2 separate regions of the Homo sapiens genome follow, and region 2 is linked to region 1. A link is an interaction called in ENCODE POLR2A ChIA-PET data of the cell type or tissue named here. Cell type or tissue: Panc1. All regions are shown on one strand.

What was found. ChIA-PET counts read pairs that join two places held together with the same protein. Peaks named below come from ENCODE experiments on the same cell type or tissue, not always from the same donor. Only the 100,000 strongest peaks of a DNase experiment are listed, where the experiment ranks them.
Region 2: POLR2A ChIA-PET joins it to region 1 with 5 read pairs; 3 of 35 experiments call an interaction of 5 or more read pairs at or near these places.

Annotation. Positions count from the first base shown.
Region 1 is chr11:130,410,950-130,415,949 of GRCh38, forward strand. It overlaps ADAMTS8 (ADAM metallopeptidase with thrombospondin type 1 motif 8), which reads right to left. Exons shown (of 9, transcript NM_007037.6): 5 at 3,582-3,883; 6 at 468-651. Among named protein-coding and RNA genes, the nearest start is that of ADAMTS8, 15 kb to the right of the region's middle. In Panc1, no CTCF peak of the experiment used is centred here; a DNase peak (open chromatin) is centred at 2,622; H3K27me3 peaks cover 191 bases.
Region 2 is chr11:130,357,928-130,362,927 of GRCh38, forward strand. The region is part of intron 1 of ZBTB44-DT (ZBTB44 divergent transcript); the gene reads left to right. Among named protein-coding and RNA genes, the nearest start is that of ZBTB44-DT, 45 kb to the left of the region's middle. In Panc1, no CTCF peak of the experiment used is centred here; no DNase peak of the experiment used is centred here.

The DNA.
Region 1 (5,000 bases):
TTTTGGCTAGAAAGACCTTGGAGGTTTGGCTCTGACACTTGCTTTGGAAAATGCTTCCATTCTGCACACAGATGAGGGTTCCTATGCCTCCAGGAGGATTAGTTTCCTAGACACCAGCCCCTCTGCAGAGGCTCCTCCCCAATAAGTTTGGTTGGGAGTGATGTCCTCCTCTCCACATCTTGGAAGATGAGCGTAATTTCTCTCCTTGACTTTGCCAGGCTCTCTGAACACTATGAGAGCTGTCCCGGGTCCCTGAGAGCTGCCCCTGGGATTGGAACCTTGCAGAGCCCATTTAGGTGGAGATCACAGGCAAAACTCTACATCCCAGGAGACCCAATTTACTCCCCTCTGGGAGTAACTCTATATCCCGGGACACCCACTTCACTCCCACTTTACACATCCTCTGGGGATGCGTCATAGCAATGATAGTAGCTGCTCTGGCAGGGGCGGCCCTGAGTGGTAATTACCGTCAGGGGGGCATTCCTCCGTGTGGCATGACTGGTACTTGGCTCTCCGACCCAGGCAGTATCTTCCTCCATTCTGAGGCTCGGGGTCCTTGCACTCACGGTGTGAAAACTGTACTCCTCCTCCACAGGTCCGAGAACATTCTCCCCAGGGTCCCCACGGTGCCCAGCCTCCATCTGCCACGGGCTGCAACATACAATGGCACACTGAATGAGGAGCAAAGGCCAGGAGGCTTCAGTATCTGTGTCACTGGGTGGCCAATGCCCTGGCTTCCTCATCTAGTCATTATCATCTTGGTGCATGGAGTGCCGTAAACTGCCTCAATCATTTGTTTAATGACTGTGTGGCCTGCATGGCTTTGTGAGCACAGAGACCAGGCTGGACTCATTCACTACTGACTCCTCAGTGTCTAAAACAGTGCCTTATGCTTAGTAAGGTGCTCAATAGGCTATCTGCTGAATGAATGAATGACACCCTTTTATGGGAATAAGGTTGCATATAATGCAGTGGTTCTCCGTTGGGGCGAATTCTGCCCTCCAGGGGACATTTGGCAATGTCTGGAGATACTCTGGTGGCTACAGCTGTGGAGGGTGTACGTGACCACATCTAGTGGGTAGAGGCCAGTGATGCTGCTCCACATCCAGCAATGCACAGGCCCCACGGTAACAATTATCCAGTCCTAAGTGTCCCTAGTGCCAAGGCAGAGGAACTCTGGTCTAAAGGAAACATCCCTGCGAGGTGTTGCCATAGTCTACCAGCCACTGGTTCTGGTGATAGGACAATGCTTGGGAAAGAAACAGAATTGCTTCCTTTTTTTTTGACAGAGTTTTGCTCTGTTGCCAAGGCTGGAGTTCAAAGGCGTGATCTCGGCTCACTGCAACCTCCGCCTCCTGGGTTCAAATGATTCCTGTGCCTCGGCCTCCCGAATAACTGGGATTACAGGTGCACACCTCCACGCCTGGCTAATTTTTGTATTTTTAGTAGAGATGGGGTTTCACCATGTTGGCCATGCTGGTCTTGAACTCCTGACCTCAAGTGATCAACCTGCCTCGGCCTCCCAAAGTACTGGGATTACAAGTGTGAGCCACCATGCCTGGCCCTGCTTCCCATTTTACAACTGACCTATGAGAACAAAGCTTTGCCCTTTGGAATGCTGTATGCCCAAAGGTTCATAGAGTATTCAAAATGAAAATAATTTTTTAAAAGTTATAAAAGTAATAGTTGCTCATACGACAAATAAAAAAATGCAGAAAAGTGTAAAAAAGAAATTAACACTTCTTTAAAACACCACTACCCAGATAAAACCATTAACATGATTTTCACCAATATTTTTCATACTTTTGCTCTGAATATATCATCATAAAAATGCAATGCTTTTATTTTACAAAAGATATGATTCTATGTATATATTCTTTCTGTCTTTCTCACTTTCTTTCTACCTCTCTTTCTCTCTTTCTTTCTCACTTTCTTTCTTTCTTGAAAGTCTTGCTCTGTCGCCCAGGCCAGAGTGCAGTGGTATGATCTTGGCTCACTGCAACTGCCGCCTCCTGGGTTCAAGTGATTCTCCTGTCTTGGCCTCTGGAGTAGCTGGGATTATAGGCACCTGCCACCACACTTGGCTAATTGTTGTATTTTTAGTAGAGACAGGGTTTCACCATGTTGGTGAGGCTGGTCTCGAACTCCTGACCTCAGGTGATCCACCCGCCTCGGCCTCCCAAAGTGCTGGGATTACAGCACCTGGCCTGATTCTATAAATATGTATTTTCTGATCTGACTTCTTAAAAATAGAGGCCACACATCATTCCATGATCATTTCACGTCAACCTCTCCCTGCACTTAGCTCGGCTGTGCTCTGGGATTGGTGGCAGATCCCTCTGCTCTCCCCTCAATAACATGTGATGAGAATGAACAGGGTGAATGGGAGGTGGCTGAGGATCAGTCCATGAATCCTGCACCAGCTCAGGCTTAGGACAAGAGTACAGAGCTTACCTGGTGCAGGCGGGCTCCCAAGGCTCAGTGCAAAAGACATGCACTGAGGAGTGCTTGGGCCACCCTGGCGATTCAGCGCTGGCGGGGACCGGGCTGTGAAACCCAGTGGATGCTGTTTCATAGTGATGGCTCCATGAGTCACAGTAAGAGAAATGCGATCAGCCTCACAGTTTGGATGTATTCAGAGCAGGGCAAAGAAGTGAATCATTTAAAAACCCTCACTGGCACTGCCTTGGTTTTTCTTGTGAGTTTACTCTCTCCTGGGCCAAGTTTTTTTCTGCCTGGCCAGAGGCAGCTCTGAATCTGTCTCCTCTCCTCCTCTTTGAATACGGAATTCCCACAACTGCTCTCATTCTCCCAACCTGTAATTATGCATTCAGTTCAAGCACGGGCAGGCTATGAATACTTTTCACTCAATTCTTGATGGAATTTATTCCGCGTGTCTCTGTGTTCATGACGGAATTGACAGTGGCTCCATCTGTTGTGTGCTCACCTTCCTGTCTCCACCCCGCTCACCAATCTGCACCTGCACCAGCCCTGAGGCAGCCCCAAAGCAGCTCCCTAATGTCTGGAGCCACGGCAGTGTCAACCCACTGACCGAGGGGATAGCCTTCACGGGCTCCTCACCGTGTGGATAAATATGCTTTGGTTTGTTTGTTAAAAGATGAGTGATTTTACCTAGAAGTCCTATGTTGCAGCCTGGCCCGAAGTTTCTTTTCTTTTTTTTTTTTTTTTTTGGAGACAGGGTCTCCCTCTGTTGCCCAGGCTAGAGTGCAGTGGCATGATCATGGTTCACTGCAGCCTCAAACTCCTGAGATCAAGTGATCTCCCTGCCTCCGCCTTCTGAGTAGCTGGGACTACAAGCGTGAGTCACCATGCCTGACCTATTTTTTATTTTTTTGTACAGACAGGATCTCACTATGTTGCCCAGGCTGGTCTCGGTGCAAGTGATCCTTCTGCCTCAGCTTCCCAAAGTGCTGGGATTCCAGTGTGAGCCGCTCTGCCTGGCTGTCTCTCGGTTCATGACTCTCAAGTGTGGTTTCCTTCTGGAGAACAGCCCTCAGTCCTCCCCATTTCCTTTTGTTTCTCCTTTCCCCTCCCCGCTATCCTCAGGGGCTGTCCCTCACCTTGGGCCTCTCCACTTCCTCCTCAGGTAGACAGCTGCCTTCTGAGCAGAGGTGCCCAGGCCCGCACGGCGTGCCGTCAGCCCAGGGCAGGCTGCCATTCTTCGTGTGGCACAGGGGCTCAGCCCCATCAGTGTGGCACCAAAGCTGGGCGCAGACGTCCTGAGCAGAGGTGTTGGGGCAGTGGCGGAAATCCGGCCCAAAGATCTGCCTGCACTGCTGGTCCAGCTGGTACAGGGCCATGCGGCCCGGGAGGCCTGTGGGGAGGGGCAGGGCCGCAGCAGGGGCATCCAGGAGACAGTCTCCTGGGAAAAGAGGAAGCAGGGGTGTAAGAACATGCACAGGGCTGCCGCCCTCTCAGCTCTTCATGGCCTGTGATGGATGGCACTGAAGGTCTAGGTGTCACGACTTCTTGACCTCCAACTAAAAGCTGTCACCACTTGATGATCTAGTGAGAGCATGCCTAATTTTTGACTATCAGTTGCAAACGCTCTTCAGGACCGACTTTCCTTTGCTGTCCTGAACATCTAGGAAGCATTGCCCCCGACATTCTGTGTACCCAGTGAATGCCAGCTAACACAATATTCATCCATATCACAACCTAACCGTGCTCCTGAAAGCCACAGCATGCAAATGAAGACCAAATAATGCTGTCTGGATCATCTTATTTTTGCATCATACATGTCCCTGTCTCCCTCAGTGAGAAGGATCTAGAATATTACTTTACCAACAATTCCAACCACTTAAAATTGTTTTTTCTTTAATCCCCTCTTCTGAGAAGCAATTTTTTTTTTGAGATGAAGTCTAGCTCTGTTGCCCAGGCTGGAGTGCAGTGGCTCGATCTCGGCTCACCGCAACCTCCACCTCCCGGGTTCAAGCGATTCTTCTGCCTCAGCCTCCTGAGTAGCTAGGACTACAGGCGTGTGCTACCACGCCTGGCTAATTTTTTGTATCTTTAGTAGAGATGGGGTTTCACCATGTTGGACGGGCTGGTCTCGAACTCCTGACCTTGTGATCCACCTGCCTCAGCCTCCCAAAGTGCTGGGATTACGGGCAGAAGCCACTGCACCTGGCCCTTTTTTTTTTTTTTTTTTTTAAAGAGATAGCGTCTCTCTCTGTCACCCAGGCTGGAGTCAGTGGCATGATCACAGCTTACTGGTAGCCTTGACCTCCTGGGCTCAAGTGATCCTCCTGCCTCAGCCTCCTGAGTATCTGGGACCACAGGTGTGCACCCCATGCCTGGCTCCAGTCCTTTGAACCAGCTCCCCGCCCTCTTGCTCTCACAGGACGCAGTCACTGCCTCTGTCACGCCTGAGCTGTTGTAGGTTCGTCTCTCCTCTGTGCTATGTGCTTCTATTCCTTCAAGCGCTGCTCAAACCCTCCTCCTTCAGACAACCTTCTCGGATGACTTCCCCCTGCCTT
Region 2 (5,000 bases), 53 kb before region 1:
AGCAGAATTGTGAACCAAATAAACTCTTTTTCTTCATAAATTACCCAGTCTCAAGTTTTTTAAAAAATAGCAACACAAAATAGACTAAGACTTCTAGAGAATGTTCCGTGCACACTTGAGAAAAATGTGTATTCTGCTGTTGCTGGATGGAGTTTTCTGTAAATGTTTGTAGATCTAGTTGTTTTATAGTGGTGTTCAAGTTTTCTGTTGGATCTTTATTGGTCTTATCCTTATTGATCTTCTGTCTGGTCATTCTATCCATTATTGAAAGTGGGATATTTTAGTCTCTAATTATTATTGTGGGACTGACTATTTCTCTGTTTGATTCTGTCAATTTACTTTATATATTTGGTGTCTCTGTTGGTTCCTTCATATATATTTATAATTGTATATCTTCTTGATGAATTGATCCTTCATCAATATATAATCTCTTTCTTTGTCTCTTGAAACAGTCTTCAAGTTAACATCTAGTTTGTCTGTTATTAGTATAGCCATCCCAGCTTTCTTTTGATTACTATTTGCATGAAACATCTTCTTCCACCATTTTACCTTCAAACTTGTGCTTTTAGATCTAAAATGAGCCTCCTGTAGACAGCACATAGTTGCATTGTATTTTTTAATTCATTCTGCTAATCTCTTTTGATTGAAGAGTTTAATCCATTTACATTTAATGTAATTACTAAGAAAGGACTTCTGTCATTTTGTTATTTGTTTTCTCTATGTTTCTAGCTTTTTTGTTTCTAATTACTCCATTGCTGCTTTCTTTTGTGTTTAGTTGATTTTTCTTAGTGACATGTTTTGACTCCCTTCTCATTTCCTTTTGTATATATTCTATAGATATAATTTTGTGACTACTATAGTGAATACATATAAGATCCTAAAGTTATAACAATGTAATTTGAATCAATGCCAACTTAACTTCAATTGAGTACAAAAATTCTACTCCTATACAGCTCTGCTCTCCCCTCTCACTTTATGTTATTGATGTCCTGAATTACATCTTTATATTGTGTACTTATATTAGTTTCCTAGGGCTGCTGTAACAAATGGTCACAAATTGGGTGACTTAAACAAGAAAAACTTATTGTCTCACAATTTGGGAGGCTAAAAGTCTGAGATCAACATGTCAGTAGGGTTGCATCTTTCTGAGGTGGTAAGAGAATATGTTCTATGCTTCTCATCTAGCTTCCGGTACTTCTGGAAAAATTTGAAATTCTTTGACTTGTAGAAATGTTATCCTAATCTCTGATTTCATCTTCTTATGTCATTCTGTCTGTCTCCAAATTTTCCCTCTTTATAAGGACACCAATGATATTGGATTAGGGGTCACCCCACTTTATTATTACCTCATCTTAACTAATTGTATCTGCAATGGCTTTATTTCCAAATAAGGTCACATTCTGGGGTACTGAGGGTTAGGATTTCAACATACGAATTTTGAAGGGACATAAATCAACTCACAGCATTGTTTAATGATACAGCTTTATAATAATTTTTAAATGTATTTTCTCTTTTAAATCCTTTAGCAGAGCTCTTTACTTCTTCATAAAGCTTTAAGTTACATCTAACACTCTTTAATTTTGACCCAAAAGGACTTCCCTTTTCATTTCTTGTGGGGGCAAGTCTAAATGGTAATAAATTCTGTTGGCTTTTGTTTATCTGAAAATGTCTTAACTGCTTCCTCATTTTGAAGGAACATTTTGCCAGATATATAATTCTTGGTTGACAGTTCTTTGTCTTTCACCATTTTAAATGTCATCCCACATCCTTCCTATCTCCAGTGTTTCTGATGAAAAATTCAGTGATACTCTTTTTTTTTCTTTTTGTGTTAGTAAAAATCTCACAATTGTGGCATTTTCACTGAAGATTCCTTACTGAGTTGCATCTCTCTTGCTGTTTTCAAGACTCTTTCTTTGTCTTTTGATGGATTGATTATAATGTGTCTTGGTGTGGATCTTTTTGAGCTTATCATACTTGAAGTTTTTTGGCTTCTTGGAGTTGTTGATGTGTGTCTTTTATGAAATTTGGGGTGTTTTGGCCAAGATTTCTTCAATACCTTTCTTCCCCTTTTTCTCTCTCTTCTCTTTCTGAGATCTCCATAATACATATATTAGGCTGCTTCATGGTGAGCCATAGTTCCCTCAGACTCTATTCATTTTCCTTCATTCTTTTTTCTTTCTGTTCTTCAGACTTTATAATTCTAATTGTCCTTGTCTCAAGTTTGCTAATTCTTTCTTCTACTTGTTCAAATTAGCTGTTGAATCTCTGGTGAATATTTATTTCAATTTTTAGTTTTCAACTACAGAATTTCTTTTTTTTTTTTTTGAGATGGAGTCTTGCTCTGTTACCCAGGCTGGAGAGCAGTGGTGCAATCTCGGCTCACTGCAACCTCTGCCTCCTGGGTTCAAGCAATTCTCCTGCCTCAGCCTCCCAAGTAGCTGGGACTACAGTGTGTACCACCATGCCCAGCTAATTTTTTTATTTTTAGTAGAGACAGGGTTTTACCATGTTAGCCAGGCTGGTCTTGAACTCCTGACCTCAAGTGATCTGCCCGCCTTGGCCTCCCAAATTGCTGGGATTACAGCCATGAGTCACTGTGCCTGGCCAGAATTTCTGTTTGGTTTCTTTTTATAATTTCTATATCTTTGTTGATATTCTCATTTTGTTCATATGTCTTTTGTCTTAGTCTGTTTGGGCTAGTTTAACAAAATACCATGAACTGCGTAGCTTATAAACAACAACAACAGAAATTTATTTTTCACAGTTCTGGAGACTGGGAAGTTCAAGATCAAGGAGGCAAATCAAGATCAAATCAAGGAGATTTGCTGCCTGGTGAGGACCTGTTTCCTGGTTCATTGACAGCCATCCTTTTACTGTGTTTTCAGAGGACAGCATGGCTAAGAGGCCTTTTTTTTTTTCTTTTTTTTTTGAGATGGAGTTTCGCTCTTGTTGCCCAGGCTGGAGTGCAATGGCGCAATCTTCGCTCACCACAACCTCTGCCTCCCAGGTTCAAATAATTCTCCTGCTCAGCCTCCCGAGTAGCTAGGATTACAGGCATGCGCCACCATGCTCAGCTAATTTTGTATTTTTAGTAGAGACAAGGTGTCTCCATGTTGGTTAGGCTGGTCTCAAACTCCCGACCTCAGGTGATCCTCCTGCCTCAGCCTCCCAAAGTGCTGGGGTTACAGGCGTGAGCCACTGTGCCCAGCCAAGAGGCCACTTTTATAAGGAAATTTGTCATAATTACCGAATTACCTCCCAAAGGCCTCCCTTCCTAAGATCTTGGAGGTTAGGATTTTAACATATGAATTTTGGGTAGACACAAATATTCAAACCAAAGCATTCTTTTCCTGATTTCCTTTACTTCTTTTTTCTTTAGGTTTTCTTGTTTTAAATCATGTAGAGTTTTGTCTAAGTCTGAAGTCTGGGTTTCCTCAGGAATGGCTCCTGTCAATTTATTTTGTTGTTTTGAATGAGTCGTATTTTCCTGTTTCTTTGTATACTTTGTGATTTTTCAAATTGGGCAAATGCCCAATCATTATAATATGGTAATTCTGGAAAGGACTTTTTTCCCTTTGTCCAGGGTTTGCTGTTTTCTTTTTCTTTTTCTTTTTTCGTTGTTGAAGGCTGTAATAGTCTGTTAGTTTTGAGAGTTTTCTTAACTATTTTTGCAGAGGCTATTGTGTTGGATCACTGAAATCTCTGTTCCATTAGCTTATGTTTAGTTAATGCTTTAACAAAGATTAAACAACAATGTTGTTTAAATGCCAGCAGTTTTGTCAGTGTTTGTAGATTGGCCTTGTCCTAGGGCATTCTTTTCTTTTCTTTTTTTTTTTTTTGAGACAAAGTCTTGCTCTGTTGCCCAGGCTGGAGTGCAGTGGTGCGACCTTGGCTCACTGCAACCTCTGCCTCCCAGGTTCAAGCAATTCTCCTGCCTCAGCCTCCCGAGTAGCTGGGACTACAGGCACGTACTACCACGCCCGACTAATTTTTTGTATTTTTAGTAGAGACAGGGTTTCACCGGGTTAGCCAGGATGTTCTCGATCTCTTGACTTTGTGATCTGCCGGCCTTAGCCTTCCAAAGTGCTGGGATTACAGGCGTGAGCCACTGTGCCCGGCCAGTCCTAGGGCATTCTTTTAACACTTAGCTAAGCTTGTTTTGTGCCTAGGGATCAGGCACAAAGCTTCGAGGTGGAAGCTTAAGGTCTTCTCAGGTCTTTTCTGAGCATGCATCTTGCATGGACATGCACATGGCTTCCTAAATTCTCTCATATATATGGCTGCTTTTGAACGTCTGAATTAGTTAGTCGTACTGCAGCTTCTCCTCTGGGGTTTAGATGGTCTGTTATATATCTTCACCTGTAATTTTTTGTCCCAGGAGTCTGTGGATCTGCAGTCGCCTTGCAGGTTTTATGAGTAGTGCCTACCACTTTTTTCACCTGAGTTCTGAGTTAGGCAAAACAGAGACTATCTCTTTGTTTCAGTTTTTCAAGTATCTGCCAGAACAGACATACATAGTAATTTGTGAACAAGATCTGCTATGCTCCTTCTGGTTCAAGAAAGGGTACTGGGAACTAGGCTGTTGCCAGTTCAAGACCAAAACCACATAATGGAGAAGGGTGGGGTAAGACTCAGTAATAAATAATGTCAGAAAACTTTCCTACCATTTTGAAGATGGCTTTTTCTTTTTATTTCTTTTTTTTTTTTTTTTTTGAGACGGAGTCTTGCACTGTCACCCAGGCTGGAATGCAGTGGCGTGATCTCCTCTCACTGCAAGCTCCACCTGCCGGGTTCACGCCTTTCTCCTGCCTCAGCCTCCCGAGTAGCTGGGACTACGGGTGCCCGCCACCATACCCGGCTAATTTTTTGTATTTTTAGTAGAGACGGGGTTTCACCGTGTTAGCCAGGATGGTCTTGATCTCCTGACCTCGTGATCCACCCGCCTTGGCCTCACAAAGCACTGGGATTACAGGCGTGAGCCACTGCGCCTGGCTGGCTTT